Linked DNA regions of Homo sapiens: region 2 is linked to region 1. A link is a contact called in ENCODE Hi-C data. All regions are on one chromosome and are shown on one strand. The core of a region is the stretch at or near the end of the contact, and the rest is flanking DNA. Distances in the headings are between cores, read along the strand shown. Region 1 overlaps B4GALT4 (beta-1,4-galactosyltransferase 4). Region 2 overlaps POLQ (DNA polymerase theta).

Region 1 (5,403 bases), core at 1,517-4,016:
GAACTGATTTTCACTCATGCTTTGGTGTCACAGTCATGGATTTCATCAGATGCCGCTCACTCTGAGAAACAGCATATGTATGACTCTTGCTGTTTCTAACTTGCCATTCTAACTGGCCAGATGTTTCTTTTATAACTAGGTATCAGAAAGCCTTTGTTGAGTAACTGACAGGTTTTCTTAATATGATTCAGGTAATTGAATGTGTTTCCCCTTTTGATCGAGAGGCTCTGAGCCAAATCCATGGCCCTCTTTTAGAAATTGAAAAGAATCTTATTTGCAGATCAGGGTTCTAATGTATTTCCCATCTTAATTTTCTATTCTGATTTAAATGTTTCTAGGGTCCTGGTTTATCATTTATGATTTTCTCTTTTTTGTATGTATCATGTAAGCAGCCTCATCTTTTGTGGCTGGAGAGAGGTATGTATAAGTAATGTAGGTAGGAGTTGCCTTCCTCCTGGACTACTTGATTTTGCTGCTTTGGGCAAAGTCCCTGTGGCAGGCAAGTTCATTTCCAGGCAGCTGAGTGTCTGCCCCGTGCTGGCAACTGTGTGCCCCAGTGCCACAGAGCTTAAGTCAGTACATGCCTCATCACTGTCACACCAGCCCCACAAGTACAAGCGCAAGAAAGGTTTTCACCTTACACACATGCAGAGGGAAGAAGTTAAAGTAAGTTGCCCCAAGTCTCTCAGACTCTGATGAAGCCAGAAACAAATCTTGTTTCTCACTGCCTATGGGATCAGTGATGAAGCTCTGGACCAGCCAGTGGCAAATTTTACTGGCAAGAACTCCTTTGGTACCAGCCTCCTTCCTACAAGGATTCTATTGTTATTTTATGACTACGTTTTCCCCACCCTTGGGCCTTACAGGGCTTTAAAAATAAATAAAAAGGTTCCAGGGCCAGTTAAATATTTATGCTTTTACAGGTAAGAAGAAAAGCCAAAAGCAAAGATCAATAAACACAGAGATAGTTGTCATCTGACAGGCACCTGAGAAACAGTTCCTTTTTTTTTTTTTTTGAGACAGAGTCTCACTCTGTTGCCCAGGCTGGAGTGCAGCGGTGCGATCTTGGCTCACTGGAACTTCCACCTCCCGGGTTCAAGGGATTCTCCTGACTCAGCCTCCTGAGTAGCTGGGACTACAGGCACGTGCCACCACGCCCAGCTAATTTTTTGTATTTTTAGTGGAGACGGGGTTTCGCAGTGTTAGCCAGGGTGGTCTCGATCTCCTGACCTCTTGATCCGTCCGCCTTGGCCTCCCAAAGTGCTGGGATTACAGGCGTGGAGAGACAATTCTTTAACCCTTCTTGCTGACTTGTCTTCTTCTGCCCCTCCCCACTCCAGCTCACCCCTCTCCAGGTGGTCGTCGGGCAGCCTGTGTCTTTCTCCCTCCTGTGCTTTGCCTCACAGAGTTGTGGTCACCAGGAGATCCCCCATTTTTCTGCCTATTTGAATCCTTCCAGGCCCCCTCCTCCTGATGTGGCGACACCTCTCTCCTCAGAACCCTGATAATGTTCACCTCTCTTATTAGGTTATAAACTCTGAGGGCGGGGCTCCCGCATTCCCGTGTTTAGCCAGCCGTCTTGCACATGGCGATATTGGTTTTGATAATCTACCACATCATTCCCTTGTTCTCATGCTGATTGCTTGTTGGTGTCAGCAGGTTATGCCTGCCTTATTACCGCATCCTGATCAGGCAGCTGGTGTTCAGGCAGCTAAGAATCCCTCCCCTCTATAAAATGCATTCTGATAACTATGGTAATGAGACACTGCTAGTAGATGTCTTGGTCAGTGATATTTACCTTCTAAGCACTTTATTTCCTTTTTTTTGTTTTATTATAGGCTGCAAAAATACAATTTCCCAGAATTTTAAGTTAGGGGCATATAAGTAAATCTGCTTCTCTTATGGGTTAAACAGAGTCCCCAGTCTTTTCTCAGAACGTAGAAAGAAACAACTGAACTACAGATTAGCTTTTGGGATGCCACTTGTTTGATGGCCAGTGTCTACATGTTTATTGATCACTCCTTTTGGTTTTTCTTTTTATCTAGAAAATCATAAATATTTTATCGGTCCTGGAACAGTTTGACCTGAAGTTAAAGTTAAAAATTCTCTAGATATTCACATCTTTTTATTTAGTAACATCCAAGTTTTTAAGCTACCTTAACTTGCATTTCTGAATTGTTCAAATGTTATATTTAAGGGATACCTTTATTTCTGAGATTTACAAATTTGTCCACTGATAATAAGAGTCCTATATAACTGGGAGGCTGGGAGGTGCTCTCTAACTTTTACCTCCTGATCTTTCTCCTCTTGCCTCTTTTTCTTTTCGGTATTCCTAGGGTTCCACAGAGCTGAGCCCCTTGGGTCTACCCTTTGTACTCTTCTCACCAACTAGATTGTTGGAGATTTCTCGACCTATGCCTTCAGGTACTACATGATAACAGCTTATTTCCAAAGCCATATCTGTAGTCGTTCCTCTCTTGTGAGCTTGGACCCTGTATCCTTTTGCCTACTGGCAAAGCCCCAGGTGTATCTAAAATTCAGCTTATCTAAAGCATGATTCACTGTCCTTCCTTTCAAAACCTAATTCTTGTTCTGTACAGCCTATTTTCATGAAAAGCACTACCTAGACTCTGTCTGGTTGGCAGGCCAGAAACTTCAGAGGGTGTTGACATGTGTTGGGTTATCCAGGAAACAGACTCTGAGCTGGAGATGCATGTTGAGAAGTGGAGATTTGCATACAGAGTGTGTGCGGGAGCTGTCTCCTGCCTTCAACCCTCCCCTGCAAAAGTGAAAGTGAAAAAAAAGAAAGGTATATTCATCATGACACGCATTCGTGCTGAACCCGGATGCAGCCTCAGAATCCTTCTTAACCCAGTGCCCTTGGCAACTGTTACCATTCCTTGGATTGGCACATGAGATGAAATCTTATCAATATCTGATGGTGTGGTTCACATTGACAGGTATCTCTATAGGCCTCTACACACAAACATCACCATTAACAGCTGGGTGGCACTTTGCTCAGTGAGCAGAGGTGAGCGTTTGTCTAGATAGAGGAAAGAAGACAAGACAGGGAAGGCCAGGAGCATTGGGAGGTGGGTGTCAAGCAGGAGAAGCAGGAGTGGGTGGGTGGAAGTACATGGTCTCCCAGGTGTTCCTAGAACGCCAGCCCTGAAATCAGAGACCTTTGGTGCGAATATTCTTACCATTTCTCTCATCTCTTTTGCTCCAGGTTACGTTACAGTGGATATTTTGGGGGTGTTACTGCCCTAAGCAGAGAGCAGTTTTTCAAGGTGAATGGATTCTCTAACAACTACTGGGGATGGGGAGGCGAAGACGATGACCTCAGACTCAGGTGAACAACAGAGAAAGGTCCCCTTCACGGGGCTCTGCACTCAGTGTGGCTCTGGAGACCTGCATTTATATTTATTCCTTTAGATGCCAGTCCAGCAGGTCACTAGGCTGCAGATTTGGGCTTGAAGGGTGCAGGGGGTGGAGGGAAGGTAGGATGGCCCACATCATTCTGTGCCAGTAGCAGTTTACTTCTGGCCTGGGGGCATTTGGGGTCCAGAAGTGTTGGTGGAGGCCTCATGTACTTGTCGGGAAAGACTTACTGAGACACCAGTGAGTGAGAAACCCCAAACTGCAAGGTGTCTGCTGAACTGCAATTTGGAGACCGGGTTGTTAAGAGCCTCATGCTTTCTGTCAGACCCCTTGGGGACACAGTTCCCAGTGTCCCCCTGCAGGGAGTGCCAGCAGCCTCTGGGGAGCTGCACATGTTGAAGCAGGCAAAGAGGTCCTCTCCTCAAGCGTTAGGCAGCCCTGGCAGCCCTGCACGCTGTGGAGACTGCAGGTGGCCTGACCCCAGGCCTGACTCTGGGCTGTTGACATTACCCTGGGTTCTCTTGGACTGCTTTCTGCTCTGAGGGGCTCAAAGGGAATAAGTCTGGCCTCCACCCACAGCTTCTTCCCCTCAACTTGGATTTGGGGGCCAGATAGTTATAGTTATCCCTGCCTCCCAGAAATAAGTAATTATTCAAGAGCTTAGGCTGGTATCTTTAGACTTGTAATCACAAGGCCATTCTGGGTGTCAGGAGGCCCCCTTCCCTCCTGCTTGTTGCCTCTTGGAAAAGAAATTCTTTTTTTTTTTTTTTTTTTTTTTGAGACAAAGTCTCGCTCTGTCACCCAGGCTGGAGTGCAGTGACGTGATCTCGACTCACCGCAACCTCTGCCTCCCGGGTTTGAGTGATTCTCCAGCCTCAGCCTCCCGAGTAGCTGGGACTACAGGCGTGTGCCGCCGTGTCTGGCTAATTTTTTTGTATTTTTAGTAAAGGCCAGGTTTCACCATATTGGCCAGGCTGATCTCGAACTCCTGACCTCAGGTGATCTGTCTGCCTTGGCCTCCCAAAGTGTTGGGATTACAGGTGTGAGCCACTGTGCCTGGCTGGAAAGGAAATTTCTAACCTGGGGCTCTGAATTATTAGTTACGTGACTGTCAGAAATTTTTTTGTTGCCTCATCATAAAGAACCCAGGGGCTCCATGCTGCTCTTGTTCCCATGTCTAGGCTGAGAGCCTCTGGAATGTTTCTAGCAGGAGGGAGTGGATTCCCCTGACCAGGGGCTCTACAGAAATGGCCGTAGTGATGGGCAACAGCTCTTCACAGCCCAGCCCATCAGCAGCCTATGTGGTCATGGCTTAGGAACTGGACAGAGGGTACGTGCTACATTTCAGGACAAGAGTAGCAAAGGCTAGTGATAAACAATCCCCATTATCTTCCCTAAATGTACTTCACTGGGGTGATTAGTAGAATTTTGCCCTGATCACATATCTTCAGTGTCTTCTTTCCTGCTATGCTTCAGCTTCAAAGTAGAGGGGAGCCTCCAATTTTGCTTTCATTTGAAAAGACCATCATGGCCTTCAGAATGGTTTTTGACTAATGTGGTAGATAAACTAAGATGATTTGAATATGAAAGTTGGTTGAGATTTACTGCTTATTTATTCGCCTGTGCAACAGGCACTACCCTTCTTTGTACTTATATAATACATATAATACATTGCAGAGTACAAGCATGTTCCATGCAGATTATATCATTTGAATATTTGAAATCAACTCCCTATCACCATTGCCATTTTACAGATGAGGGAACTGAGACCTGGAACTGTGAACTGACTTACTGAGGTTGTAAATAACAGAGTCCAGATTTGAACCTAGAATTGTAGCTTTAAAACTTGTGACCATAAATGGCCATTCCTTTCTTTGTTAAAAGAAGGCAACTCTAAGTAAATTGGGGATCCTAACAGACTTGATTCTCCTATTCTTCAGGATGTTTTGAAATAAGTACTTTATCATTTTTTTTTCTTTTTGAAAATGACTAAGTATAAACTAACACATCTCCTTTGTACCC
Region 2 (5,403 bases), core at 1,810-4,309, 2.2 Mb before region 1:
TATGTTCCTTTGCTGATATTGTTTTCTTGTTCTTACTTTCAGAATATTTTCCCTGAGTTTTCCCTTTATTGCTTGGATAAATTATTTCTTGTACTAACAAGTACAGTGAAATTTTCTTTTTTTCTTCTGTCACATTCCATATTTCTGCTTTAAATACCATTTCACTGTCACTGAGATTGTCAAACCATGACAGCAGACTTTTTTTGTTTTTGAGACAGAGTTTCACTCTGTCACCCAGGCTGGAGTGCAGTGGCACGATCTCAGCTCACTGCAACCTCTGCCTCCTGGGTTCAAGGGATTTTCCTGCCTCAGCTTCCTGAGTAGCTGGGATTACAGGAGTGTGCCACCATGCCTGGCTAATTTAAAAAAATTTTTTTTTTAGTAGAGAGGGGGTTTCACCATGTTGTCCAGGCTCTTCTGGAACTCCTGACCTCAAGTGATCTGTCTGCCAAGCTTGGCTTCCCAAAGTGTTGGGATTACCAGCGTGAGCCATCACACCCAGCCAGGAGGCATGTTTTAAATTTTCCTGGGAAGAAATTAAGGTTTGGTGCATACAGAGGAAGAAAAAGCTGCTAGAGATGGGGCAGAAAGGTCATGATTAGTTATTGAGGATGAGATTTGCTATTTCTAGAAGAGACATACATACAGGTTATAGAGAATAATACAGCCAGTTATAACGTGTTCACTTACGTACAAAAATACGTAGATAACAAAAGTTTATTTTCTCATTAAGTGAGGATTATTAATATTGTCATCAGTCCCCCTTGAAATACCTGAGGCCCCTCATTCATTTTCAGTGTGGGACTATGTGTGTATATACACACACATACACATTTATATTTAATTGAGAGAGAATATATAATTAAACTCATTTGGGGAGTAATACTGTGCTGTGTGCTTTGGGGATTTAGAAGTAAAAGTTATCAATCTATCTTTAAATTTAAGTTCTATTTAAGAAAGGAGAGGAAGATATGATACCTGACTGAAGTATTTGTATTAATTCCACACAGCAGAGTGATAAATGTCAAAATGAGGATACAGACAGTAATGACTTTAAGAGTCAGTGGAAGGCGATATGGCTCTGTCGCTGAGGATGGCTTCATGATGTCATGCCAGCTTAAAGTAGCACTAGGTCAGTAGGATGAAAGGAAGGTGAGCATGAGGAAGCAGACCATATGGGGAACAAGAGCATCATGGCATTCTAGGTCAGAAGCCAGGTAGCCAAGGGAAATCAAGAGGGCAAAGGCATGGTCATCAGAAAGCAGAAAAGCTAGAGCATCCAGACAGTCAATGGTGTGAGCCAAGTGTGGCTTCATGGGGCAGATCCGATTTCAGCTGAACAGGTGAACAGAGGTACAGCCTTTGCAGTCCTAGTGTGGAAGCAGCTTGCTGCAGCCTCAGGTGATTTTGTTTGCTTACTGTGTGAGAGCCACCTCTGAGCAAACTGGCACTGCAGATAGTGACAGTTGAAGAACTCTCTCCCTGAGGGAAGCACCAGATACTGAGGGAGATGTTACTCATGCTGGACCTGAAAGATAAGTAGGGAATTTGGACAACAGAAAGGAAGATGACTACTGTGAGGTTTAAGCAAACAAGTAAAGGCAGTTCCAGTAAAGGTGTTCATGTTGAGCTTTATCTTTTTGGTCAGAAGGGCATAATCTGTACCACTAGATCCAGCTAATGAGGAAATAGTAACTAAGTCTAGTATATATTTTGGAGTTATGGCTACTGGAAGGTATGGATTATCTCCACAGAAAAACGTACAGACATAGACTCTTACATATAACTGCAAGGGGTTTATGTACTCTCTGAAGTCCACTTTGGGAGCCTAGGTTTTACAATTACTTGTTTGGAGTGTGTACGGTTCAATTGGGGAAGCACCAGTTCTATCACGATGACACTTCTGGCCATAAAAAGACATGAGGGAGTGTCCCCCTTAAGAAACAGTGCCTAACAATATTAGTTTGCTTTCCTGGGGCAGGAATCAGGCCCCATACCTCCCTGGTGCTATTACTCAGATGGTGGTTGGGGGACTCCATGGATAGAGAAAATGTTAGTTATTCATGAGAAATAAGTTGGACTAGAGCTTGGAGCAGAGTTCCTCACACCCCATTTACTGACTTCTTTGGGAGACTCCTTCTTTCTAGGAGGAAGTTTGTGAGTTTATACCGGATACTTAGGGTAGGTAGCGACCAGCAAGTAGTTATTTTCCTGATAGTTCTTATTCTTGTGTGTTTTAATCTTCTCATTAAAATTCCTCAGAGTTACTCAGAATCTCTAAAAACATTCTCCTATGACTTAGCGACATGCTGATCAGTTTTGCTCCTTTTTCATGAAGTAGGATTGTCACGAAAGAGAAAACTGCAAGGGATGTTCTGCCCAATCAGAGGAGGCTTCTTCATCCTTCAACTCCATGATGAACTCCTATATGAAGTGGCAGAAGAAGATGTTGTTCAGGTATTTTTGCAATGCTTGTGTCCATTCCATAGGAAGACAAGACACTGTATTGTCAGGCCGACAGCTTTGTTTCCTGTGCATGAGGATTTTGGAACTCTACCCTAGCCCTGGGATGGCTGTATAAATATTGAGTCCTTACAGGTAGAAAAGGAGCTAAGAGTGTTCCGTTTTGTACTAGTTCTTAATAAGTGAAGAATTGCCAATGCAAGATGTTTTTGTCTTGGAGGAATTAAACAAAAATTTGGAGTCTTTCCCTTAGGGTTTCTAAGCTCCAAGCATTCTAGCAAAAACTTTCAGAAATTCCTGCTCATCAGTGAAGAAGAGTATGAGATGTCTTTTTATTTATTCATTTATTTATTTTATTTTTTATTTTTTCTGATTTAGCATTTTAAGCACCATTGGGTGAAGAGCTCCAGTCTGGTTTATAACTTTCTCAGGGGATGGTTTGGGAAACATTCTTTGACTGGGCAGTTTGTTAACTACATTTTTTTTTTCCTTAGGTAGCTCAGATTGTCAAGAATGAAATGGAAAGTGCTGTAAAACTGTCTGTGAAATTGAAAGTGAAAGTGAAAATAGGCGCCAGCTGGGGAGAGCTAAAGGACTTTGATGTGTAACTGTGCTGTTGATGAAGTCCTCCCAGGGAAGCCTGTGCAGATGCAGTCACCTGGAAAGAACAGAGATTACCCTTTCACCTACCTCAGCAAAACAAACTTTCAAGTCTTGATAGACTTAGCCTAGTAATTTTATAGTGAGAGTTTCAAACTATATATCAGTGTCTATAGCATCAAAAACTTCTGGGGGCGTGGGGGAAGTAGAATACCAAGTATAATAGTTACATTCACTTTCAAAGAGCATCTATGAATTTGCCTTTTGTAACTTACTGTGGCTTTAAACATATTCAGAACAGATGCTTGAAATATGCACTTAGCACTTTGGTTCCACATCTGTCTGGGTAAACCATGAAGAAAATGAAGCTGCTGCCTCAATCGACCCAGACAGCAGCCATAGGCAGATAAAGATTTGGTTTCACCCTGGTGGTGGTAGGCATCGTGTGTGACTTTTTTTCCTCTAATATCAATTTTACAGTACGGAAATAGTATTTTAAAATAGTATTGGCTAATAAATTATGAATTCTATAAAGTAGTAAGACTTGGTATGGTTGGAGTGTAGGAATGAATATTCATGAAATGTTTCTTATTGCTTTTCCTTCCCTAATTCATACAATGAATGTATTTGGAATACTTACATATTATAAAATAAACTATACCTCTTCAAGAGGTATCCTGTTCTGTAAGATCAGATGTTTTTATTGCAGGTCAATATAATACTGCCAGAGACAGAAAATACCCCCTTATCAGTCCCTTAGTGCCTCTTTCTGTTTGTGGCATGGTGAGAAAACCCATGCTGAAAAGATTGTACTTTGTGATCCCAATCAGAGGGATGGAGCTAATCTTTTTGCTGTTGAAATAAAATGAATTTATGAGAAACTTTATATCAACAATTGTTTTGTTAAAAATTATAGTTGGTCTAAGAGTGTCCCTTATTTAGTTACTCCATAGCTTGTTCATAGGAAACACTGATTATATTCTTAATCAGTTACCAGAAGAGCTCTTTTATGTTTATTAATCAGAATAATGAAAAAAGATAGTTGCTTTATAAAATGTAATGCATTATCAGTAGTTGGGTATTAATGCATAAGAGACTTAGACATAGTTTTTTTGGGGTGGCAGGGTGAGAAAGGCAGAGATGGCAGCAGTAAGAGGGAAGAATATCATTATTTCTTTTTCCATATTTACCTGTACTATGTTTCTCAGAAGCTGAAGTGCTGTCAGTATTCTGGTAGGCTTGAAAGATCTGGCACAAGAGAAAGCTCAATCTGTTTACCTGTGAGTGTTCTTCAAACATGAGGGCAAGCAAAAGTCCCTTCTGCCTCATTCTCTGCAGCCATGGCCCAGCATGTGTAGTCACATGCATTTTCTCATTCTGTTTGACCTGTCAGCTGGACCTGAAACAGGCCATCCCCATTTTGCATGATTCAGATGTGCACAAATCCCAGTTACTATGGTTTACTTAATAACATGAGTCTCCCCTGCAACACAATTCAAATTTCAGTTACCAGTGGATATTAACTGTGAGTAACTGCATGAAATTCAAACTTCACTGATAGTTCTTCAAACCACAACCACTGTGTAAATAAGAAATGCACATTGTGTTATGCAGAATAATGCCCCCCACCCCAAAGTTCACATCCTAATTCCTAAAATCTGTGAACTATTATATTACATGGCAAAAGGGACCTTGTTGATGTGATTAAGTTAGAGATCTTGAGGTGGGGGATTATCCTGGATTATCTGAATGGTTCCATTGTAATCACCAGGGTCTTTATAAGAGGGAAGCAGATGGTCAGAGTCAGGGAAGATGTGACAACAGAAACAGAGAAAGATTTGAAGATGCTACACTGCTGGCTTTAAAGTTGGAAGAAGGGGCCATGAGCCAAGGAATGCAGGAACCCTCAAAAAATTGGAAAAGGTAAGGAAATGGATTCTCTCCTAGAACCTTTTGAAGGGATGTAGCCCCGCCAACACCTTGACTCTAGCCCAGTTAAGACCATTTTGGACCTCTGTCCTTTAGAACTGCAAGACAATTATTTGAATTGTTTTGAGCTAGTAAGTTTGTGGAATTGGTAGCAGTAACAGGATATTCATACATGCATCATGATGAGGACCAGTTACATCACTTCTTCCAAAGGCTGTCTGTGATTGGCTACTTCACATCTGTTATTCACTTTACTTGCAGATGGCAAAATGTAGTTGTGTTGATTGCTTGTCTCCCAGTGGTAAATCCACATTATACAAAAATGGATAATCAAAAGTAGAAGTTGGCTAATAAAGATCAAAGTGTACCAGAGAAGTAAAAAATAACACTGGAAGTGAAATTCAAATTGAA

What was found. A loop is a pair of places that touch in the nucleus more often than their neighbours do. Pooled maps may share reads with other maps.
Region 2: a map of naive thymus-derived CD4-positive, alpha-beta T cell shows a loop between it and region 1 (14-fold over the local background). The contact joins two enhancer-like sites. A Hi-C loop is called at or near these places in 2 of 168 maps with a recorded cell type or tissue (CD8-positive, alpha-beta T cell and naive thymus-derived CD4-positive, alpha-beta T cell) and 2 of 50 pooled maps.

Annotation. Positions count from the first base shown.
Region 1 is chr3:119,216,599-119,222,001 of GRCh38, reverse strand. It overlaps B4GALT4 (beta-1,4-galactosyltransferase 4), which reads left to right. Exons shown (of 8, transcript NM_003778.4): 6 at 3,230-3,352. Among named protein-coding and RNA genes, the nearest start is that of B4GALT4-AS1, 7.2 kb to the left of the region's middle. Within about 2 kb of position 2,766, at least 4 of the 41 ENCODE cell types and tissues checked have a DNase peak (open chromatin) inside an H3K27ac peak, as active enhancers do; they include CD8-positive, alpha-beta T cell, where a contact is called at or near this core.
Region 2 is chr3:121,429,972-121,435,374 of GRCh38, reverse strand. It overlaps POLQ (DNA polymerase theta), which reads left to right. Exons shown (of 30, transcript NM_199420.4): 29 at 2,342-2,457; 30 at 2,958-3,944. The coding sequence ends at 3,071. Among named protein-coding and RNA genes, the nearest start is that of POLQ, 110 kb to the left of the region's middle. RefSeq lists an enhancer at 3,067-3,116. Within about 2 kb of position 3,059, at least 3 of the 41 ENCODE cell types and tissues checked have a DNase peak (open chromatin) inside an H3K27ac peak, as active enhancers do; they include CD8-positive, alpha-beta T cell, where a contact is called at or near this core.